Regions from separate parts of the Homo sapiens genome. Here region 2 is linked to region 1. A link is an interaction called in ENCODE POLR2A ChIA-PET data of the cell type or tissue named here. Cell type or tissue: HCT116. All regions are shown on one strand. Each heading gives the region's core, and the rest is flanking DNA. Links, peaks and the distances in the headings are about the cores only.

Evidence for each region. ChIA-PET counts read pairs that join two places held together with the same protein. Peaks named below come from ENCODE experiments on the same cell type or tissue, not always from the same donor. Only the 100,000 strongest peaks of a DNase experiment are listed, where the experiment ranks them.
Region 2: POLR2A ChIA-PET joins it to region 1 with 5 read pairs; 4 of 35 experiments call an interaction of 5 or more read pairs at or near these places.

Annotation. Positions count from the first base shown.
Region 1 is chr6:150,290,935-150,295,326 of GRCh38, forward strand. LOC105378054 (a long non-coding RNA gene) reads left to right here. Exons shown (of 3, transcript XR_943109.3): 2 at 3,846-3,933. Among named protein-coding and RNA genes, the nearest start is that of IYD, 76 kb to the right of the region's middle. In HCT116, for the core only: no CTCF peak of the experiment used is centred there; a DNase peak (open chromatin) is centred at 2,727.
Region 2 is chr6:150,131,283-150,135,674 of GRCh38, forward strand. No RefSeq gene overlaps it. Among named protein-coding and RNA genes, the nearest start is that of PPP1R14C, 9.6 kb to the right of the region's middle. In HCT116, for the core only: no CTCF peak of the experiment used is centred there; no DNase peak of the experiment used is centred there.

The DNA.
Region 1 (4,392 bases), core at 232-4,231:
CTGTTAGTATTGTCTGAAACACACTGCTTGAGGAGTGTGTGTTAAGGACACTCTAAAAAAGAGACTTGTGGGAGGTTTCAGGCATTTGGAAGTTTTAGATACGACTTCAAGTAAGATTCACTTTCGGGTGAGGTAAGGAGCTTCTTGATTTTCCTTCTGTTGGTTTTTAATCCAGAGGTGGACAGAGATAGCATTTGCAACATAGAGCCAAGAACCCAGCCACAGCTCCTTGCTTGGCACTGCTCAACATTCCAGCAAGAATCCACGCTGCTTGGACCAATGGCTTTAGAAGTTGAATTATTTAGGCTGGGTGCAGTGGCTCACACCTGCAATCCCAGCACTTTGGGAGGCCGAGGCAGGTGGATCACCTGAGCTCAGGAGTTCGAGACCAGCCTGGCCAACATGGTGAAACCCCGTCTCTACTAAAATTATAAAAATTATCCAGGCATGGTGGTGCACACCTGTAGTTCCAGCTACCTGGGAGGCTGAGGCAGAATTGCTTGAACCCAGGAGGTGGAGGTTGCAGTGAGTCAACATCATGCCACTGCACTGCAGCCTGGGTGATAGAGTGAGACTCTGTCTCAAATTAAAAAAAAAAAAAAGAAATTGAATTATTTAAACAAATTTTCATTTAATTCAGTGCAGCTACTTCTGTAGTGTCCTGAGAGAAAAGACACAGCTGAGGTTGATGGACCTGGCTTCTGATTTGTATTACTGTTTCCTACCTGTGAGCCCACGAGCAATTTACTTTAATTCAGAGTCTGCAAACTAGAGGCCTGCTGCTGAATTTGCTTTGCATACTTTTTTTTGGCTTGGGCAATGCAGGGTTTATAAAAATTTAATCAGTAACTAACATCTAAATATCAGAGTTTTCAGCATGAATCCAGATTTCTGGCTTCTTTAGAAAAATGGAAAGATCTGGCAATACTGGGCCTGAATTCCCGACTAGAAACAATTGCGTTGATCATTCTTTATCGAGGGCAGTACCCTTTATTTTAATCATGATGCGGTCTCTGCTGGCATTTAAGTTTGCAACCTTGTACTTTGTTGAGCCTCAGTTTCTTAATCCACAAGATAAGCATACCGTACTTGTTTGTTCTTATGCTGCTAATAAAGACATACTTAAGACTGGGTAATTTATAAAGGAAAGTAGTTTAATGAACTCACAGTTCCACGTGGCTGGGGAGGCCTCACAATCATGGTGGAAGGCAAAGGAGGAGCAAAGTCACGTCTTACATGGCAGCAGGCAACAGAGCTTTTGCAGGTAGACTTCCATTTATAAAACCATCAGTTATCGTGAGACTTTTTCACTAACACAAGAACAGTATGGGGGAACCACAGCCATGATTCAATTATCTCCACCTGGTCCCACACTTGACATATGGGGATTATTACAATTCAAGGTGAGATTTGGGTGGGGACACAGCCAAACCACATCACATACTATCCTCAATTCATAGGTTCTTCTATTTTTTTTATTTTTAGTTTTTAGAGATGAGGTATCGCTCTGTTGCCCAAGCTAGAGTACAGCAGCATTATCATAGCTCACTGTAGCCTCAGGCGGGCTCAAGTGATCCTCCTGCGTCAGCTCCTGAGTAGCTGGGACTACAGGTGCATGACTCAGCTTCTTGTGTGAAGACGGAGTAACATCCATAAAGCAACTAATAGGATTTCACACACAGTAGGCCCTTGAGAAACGCTGGATCTTATGGTTTGTGTGCAATCTACAAGGTGTTTCCCCATCAGGAAACGCAGGGGTTATAATTTGGTTGTTGGTCCCCTCTAAATCTCATGTTGAAATGTGATCCCCAGTGTTGAAGGTGGGGCCTAGTGGGAGATGTTTGGGTCATGGGGGCATATCCCTCATGAATGTCTGGGGGCCGTCCTCACGATAACGAGTGAGTTCTCTATCACTCCATGTGAGATCTGGTTGTTTAAAAGAGCCTGCACCTCCTCCTTCTCTCTTGCTCCCTCTCCTGCCATGTGACACACTGGCTCCTCTTCACCTTCTGCCATGATTTTAAGCTTTCTGAGGCTCTCAACAGAAGCAGGTGCCAGCAATAAAGTTTCCTTAGGGGAGAGATAATGGTGGGAACAGTGGAGGAATGTGTGCAAGCTGCACTCAGGCTTTGCTGTGACTTTGTCTTGGATGGAGCCTGTCAGGTTATGAAATGTCATCCATTCCACATCCCTCTATGGAGTCCTCTGGAAAGAAGAATGGGCAACTCTTCCATAGGCTTCCTGTACAGCCTGCAGAACTATGAGCCAGATAAACCTCTTTTCTTCATTAAGTTACCCAGTCTTGGGTATTCCTTTATAGCAACGCAAAGTGGCCTAACACAATGGGGTCAGCTGATTCCTAAGCAGTATGTTGGTTGACACTGTTAATATGCTCTTTTCCCCATTTCCAGACTTTTTGGATACTTCATAGTGTATTTATTGTGCTATTTCAGATGAATAGTTAGATACAGTGGAGTACTTCAGATGAATATATATCCAGTACTTCCCATGAATATATATCCAGTGTATTATTTGAAAATGTAGTTAACATTAAGTGTATCCCAAGTCCTCCTGACTTTGTGGATGCTGTTTACATAGAGTTTATTCATATCTCTGGGGGTGGTAAGGGGAGTGTATTCTTTGGGGAAGGAAACAATTTTTACAACTACTTCCTAATTCCAGCTCGGAAGTCAGCAGGGCAGGCTGATGTGATGTTGAGTCATGCTGGGTTGATATCACGATGACAGAAACCTTAGGCCTCATTTCCATGCCTGGTGCCATCTGACTCTCTTTCTGGAAGGGCTTATGTCAGCTGTCCTCAGTGGTAACAGTGGGTTGAGCTTGATAATACTGGTTACAGGATTCTGAAAAATCACAGAAAGCCCTGAATCCCAAGCATCACACCTTAGTTCTGTAGAAAAAAATCTAAAGCCAACAGTATTTTTTTTTAACAGAGCAAAAGGAAGCTCATGTAAAACAAGGAGAGACAAGAGCTACTGAAACCCTGAGTGGCCACTTCTGTTTCTCCTTATCCTGTCTAAGCATCTCCCTGGATGCTTAGCATTGTGGGTGGAAGGGACCTGGCCAGCCTACACAGTGGAAGTTATCCTCCAATACTGAGATTTTCCAGTCTCATTACTCACCAATGCTCACTCAGGCAGGAAATGTTGCTTATACAGGTGCCAGGCAACCCCATACCTCTTTCACTCATCTCCCTTAATTATTGCAAAAGGCTTTGGGGTCCACTATTTGGTTGAGGAGAGTGTGGTGTCATCAGAGGTGTGAGAAAGCCTCACCTCCATTACCTGGGAGGCAGAGTGTCAGGGACAGAGAAGGCCTTGCTTTGGCCACAGGCCCCAAGCTAAGGGACCTTAGCTCTCTGGCAGCCCATGGAGTGGGCCCTGCCCAGTCCATACCACTGTCTATTTCCCTCACGAGTGGGACAGAGGCCCTGTGCCTGGATCCTTGGGGACGCATTTGCTCTACCCCGTTCTTCTTTCCAAAGGGCTCCCCAGAGAGATGCAGAACGGAGGACATGCTCCATCCAAGACAGGGTCATGCTCAGCCTGAGTGTGACTTGCACAGTTTCCTCTGCCTTTTCCCCCGTTATCTACCCCATAAGGAGACTTTAGTGTTTTTTTATTTTTCCCATAATACCCTGCCTACTCCATAAGATTTTCCATGAAGATCAAACATGCATAAAAGTCCATTGTAGATGGTAGATCACTCTACTGATGTTATTATTATGACTAATAATAGTAGCTTCAAAGGGGCCCAGTGTTTCCACTTGATTTTCTTTATGCTGTGACTGTTTTATCTTGAAGAATTTTTCTTTTTGCTCACAGGTATTTATATCAGCCAGAGTCCCAGCAGGAAGATGGCATCTTCCACAAGATAAGTGGGCCAAGTTTAAAGATGAGATGATCTACACAGGTCTGGGCAGGGCTATGGGGTTCCCCAGGGGTGGAGGTGCCCCAGGGAGGGGAGTAGCACTAGCACTAAGCCTGAGAGTGCAGCCTGTGCAGTCACCTGTCAGTGCTCAGAGAGTCCCCGTGCTTCGTTTAACCCTCTGCTGTCACATTCTTGAAATCTCGAATACTTTTTGAACAAGGGTTTTTGCATTTCATTTTGGCCTTGGGCCCTGCAAATAATGTAGCCCATCTGCTTCGACCTCCTCCAAGTCTGAAGAGACAAAGGGAGGAAGGAATGACATTGGTTGGAGCCCAGCTATGGGAAGGGCTGTTTAATAGGGTCTGTTGTCTGAGGCCAGGCGCAGTGGCTCATGCCTGTAATCCCAGCACTTTGGGAGGCTGAGGCGGGAGGATCACCGAGGTCAGGAGTTCGAGACCAGCCTGGCCAAGATGGCGAAACCCCATCTCTACTGAAAATACA
Region 2 (4,392 bases), core at 129-4,128, 160 kb before region 1:
TTTCTGAAGGGATATCTGTACCTTGGCCTCCCAAAGTGTTGGGATTACAGGTGTGAGCCACTGCACCTCACCTCCATTCTCTACATTTTCAACATATTGTAATTTCTAGAATCAACATAATTCTCTACACAAGTTTTTGGCACATCTGCTGTTTGGATATCTGTCCCCTTCAAATCTCATGTTGAAATATAATCCCAATGTTGGAGGTGGGGCCTGGTGGGAGGTGTTTGGGTCATGGGGGTGGATCCTTCCCGAATGGCTTGGTGCTGTCCTAGGAATAGCGAGTGAGTTATCTCTAGACCTGGTTTTTAAAAGTGTGTAGCACCTCCTTCGTCTCTCTCCCTCTGGCTCTTGCCATGTGAAGTGCCTGCTTCTCCTCCACCTTCTGCCATGAGTGGAAGCTTCCTGAGACCCTCACCAGAAGCAGATGCCAGCAGCATGCTTCTTGTACTGTCTGCAGAATCGTGAGCCAATTAAACTCTTTTCTGTATAAATTACTCAGCCTCAGGTATATCTTTATAGCAATGCAGAACAGCCTAATACAGTACTCTTAAGTTTTTTTTTTATTTTTAATTAACAGGCTTTCTTGGTGGCATGAGATATTCACTTATTTACACAATTATATAACAATATCTTATTCCTTTATTATTCTATAATGAAGAATTTTTTTTTTGCCTATCGGTCAATGTCCAGTCTTAATTTTTTTTCTTTCTTTTTTTTTTTTTTTTGAGACAAAGTCTCGCTCTGTCTCTCAGGCAGGAGTGCAGTGGCGCGATCTCGGCTCACTGCAAGCTCCACCTCCCGGGTTCACGCCATTCTCCTGCCTCAGCCTCCCGAGTAGCTGGGACTACAGGCACCCGCCACCACGCCCAGCTAATGTTTTGTATTTTTTTAGTAGAGATGGGGTTTCACCGTGTTAACCAGGATGGTCTCAATCTCCTGACCTTGTGATCTGCCTGCCTCGGCCTCCCAAAGTGCTGTGATTACAGTCATGACTCTCTTAATATTTTAAAATAGTTGGCAAATTGCTTTACCCATTTCAAGTGGTGAGTGAAATCTGCGCAGTGATGCAAGAGTGTGTTTCTGTGGGACTGAGAAAGCACTGGCAGGGGAGTGGCTGCTGCTGGGCCTGAGGCTTCTGTGGGACAGAGCCCAGAGGAGAGCAGCTGGGCGTGGGAATGAGTGAGAGAGGTCTGGAAAAAGGGCAGAGCTTGTGGAGTACACTTGTCACCCTTAAGACTGTTCTCAAATGGCCTGGGACAGTTGTCCTCCACTCTATCTGCACAGTGGGATCACCCAGAAAAATGTATTTATTTATTTATTTATTTATTTATTTATTTATTTATTTATGAGACGGAGTCTTGCTCTGTTGCTCAGGCTGGAGTGCAGTGGCACAATCTCAGCTCACTGCAACCTCTGCCTCCTGAGTTCAAGTGATTCTCCTGCCTCAGCCTCCCAAGTAGCTGGGATTACAGGTGTCTACCACCACTCCCGGCTAATTTTTGTATTTTCAGTAGAGACAGGGGTTTCACCATGTTGGCCAGGCTGGTCTTGAACTCCTGACCTCAGGTGATCAGCCTGCCTTGCCCTCCCAAAGTACTGGGATTACAGGCGTGAGCCACCATGCTCAGACTCTAGGAACTTTTATTTATTTATTTGTTTGTTTATTTATTTATTTATTTATTTATTTTGAGATGGAATCTTGCCCTGTTGCCCAGGCTGGGGTGGAACGGCGCAATCTTGGCTCACTGCAACCTCCGCCTTCCGGTTTCAAGTGATTCTCCTGCCTCAGCCTCCCGAGTAGCTGGGATTACAGGTGTGTGACACCATGCCCGGGTAATTTTTCTTTTTCTTTTTTTTTTGTATCTTTAATAGAGACAGGGTTTCACCATGTTGACCAGGCTGGTCTTGAACTCCTGACCTCGTGATCCACCCACCTTGGCCTCCCAAAGTGCTGGGATTACAGGCGTGAGCCACCCCACCCAGCCTTCTAGGAACTTTTAAATAACACCAGTGCCCAGGCCAGATCCCCAGAGACTTTGACTTAATAGGTCTGGGTGGGCCCATGTGACAAGGGACATGGTACTGAACATCTGCCAGACGCCATCTAGTATCACCAATTAATTGTAGAGGGTTTTAGTTCTTAAAGCAGAGAAAGGGAAAGGAAAAACCGCCTTCATTAGTTAGAACAATATTTGGCAAGTCCAGAATTGGAACTGAAATAGCAATCTTTGTGAGGGGAGGGCCCATGTTCCTTTTGAGGCTCTCTGTCCCCTGATGCTCTCCTACAATGTTCCCAGACTCCAGCAAGCCAAGCTAGAATGGAAGGTTGGGGGTGGGGGTTGCTACCTGCCCATATACCCCTGCCATAAACACACAGCCCTGCCCTAAAGACCCTGCCCCAGAACTGAGAGGGGGCTGAAACATATAAGTAAGATTTTACAAACAACTAGGCCAGCAGATTAAAAATAAGGTCCCATCTCCACTCCTCATAAAACTTAAGGGTAATGTTAGGGGGCCACATAACTTCTAGTAGCTTGGTTTCCTTATCTTGCAAGTGAATATAAAAACCAGCCTACAGGTAGATTACCTCACAGGGTTGTGGGAGAATTTAATGAGCTAGCATTTATAATAAAGTGGCTGACACATAAGAGGTGTCAGTGATGGGCAGCTTTTGGTATTACTAGACCCTGACTATTACCAGTCTGGGTCAACTGCTCACAGATAAGCCCAGCTCAGGACTTTCTTACCCTGGCTGTGGGCTGACTTCCTCGTGGAGATCGCACACAAGCATAGCTGGGTCTAGACATCTCCTGTGAGTCTAATCATGAGGCTGCCTGTGAGTCTAATCATGAGGCTGCGCAGTAAAGTCGCTTCTCCCACCTCCCCTTGTTGGTGCCTAAGGAGCTCCAGCTTCCAGAAGGCCTCTTAGATCTCCAGATAAATGACACTGGCAATATCAGGCCCTTCATGGATACCCAGCCCCCGTTCCCTGGCACAGAGGCCATTGTAGCACCTTTATACAGTGCTACCACCCCAACAGTCCTAAGAGGCCCAGTAGAACGAGGATGTTGATTTCAAAGGATTCTTGAGAACTCCTCCAGACCACATGGCTGGCAAACGGTGGGAAAACCACACAGCCTCGGTCAGAAGGTTCACGTCTTTCTGGGTCACTGGGATCAGCTATTTTTATAAAAGATTTCTGGAGGAGGAAATTAAAACCAGTGTGTCATTTTCTCAAGCTGGAGGGCAATGCCCAATTATTGCTGTTATTATAGTTATTGCCAGTTGTAAATTACACAATGAGACTTTTAGCACAGTGCTTTCCAGAGAGTGCGTCCTGAACTGCTGCCAGTTGGTGAGTGGTTTACAATTGGTCCATGGTGAGGTAAGCTCATAAATGGAGAGTAGGTATTCAGAAAGTTTTAAAGAAATGTGACATTGTCATGAGACCAATGGTATAAACTAGTCTCACAGAACAGGGCTCAGACCAGCCTGAGTGTTGTAGACTCACATGGTGAGTTGCAGGAGGCAGAGGCCACACATTAATGTTGCGCTCTAGGACCACGCCCTTCTTCACAATGAACTGCAAAACAGCAAAATTAGTCCTTCACTACAGATGCCCTTAGGCAGGAGCCTTCAGAATCATTCCAACTTTTGCAGATCTGAGAATGACTGCTCACAGCCAGGTGAGAGTAGAGCTGGAATTACCATTTCATTTTACACCTGGTTCCTCAGCCACTATTTCGAGTGGCTCAAACTCACAAGGTATTGAAAGCTGAAACCAAATACTGGAGGAAAAGGTGATTAGAGATTTTATTTTTATTTTTATTTTTTTTTGAGATAGAGTCTCACTTTGTCACCCAGGCTGGAGTGCAGTGCAGTGGCACAATCACAGCTCACCGAAGCCTCATTTTCCCGGGTACCGCCCTGCCCAGATAATAAAAACAATCTTTTTTTTTTAGTAGAAGTGAGGTCTTGCTATGTTGCCCAGGCTGTACTTGAACTGCTGAGCTCAAGTGATCCTCCCACATTGGCCTCCCAAAGTGCTAGGATTACATGTGTGAGCCACTGCATCTGGCTGAGATTCTGCTCATGAGTAGGGCCCTGGAGGAATTGGTGACTATTGTCCTTTTGTTTACTATGGAAACATAGTAAAACCCACAGGAGCATCTTGGTAGACAGCAAAAGTGTGACTTCCTGTGATTTAAAATCACCACCACCCCCAGATTGGATCTATATTGGGGAGAGAGGAAACAGATCTATATTTTTGTATATTTGTATTGTAGACTTAAGAAATGTGTGCAGCTACAAGTGAAGATGGTCTCACTTATTCACTAATTTGGGGGCACCTGCTATGTGCTAAACATCATTCTTCTTCCTAAAAATATA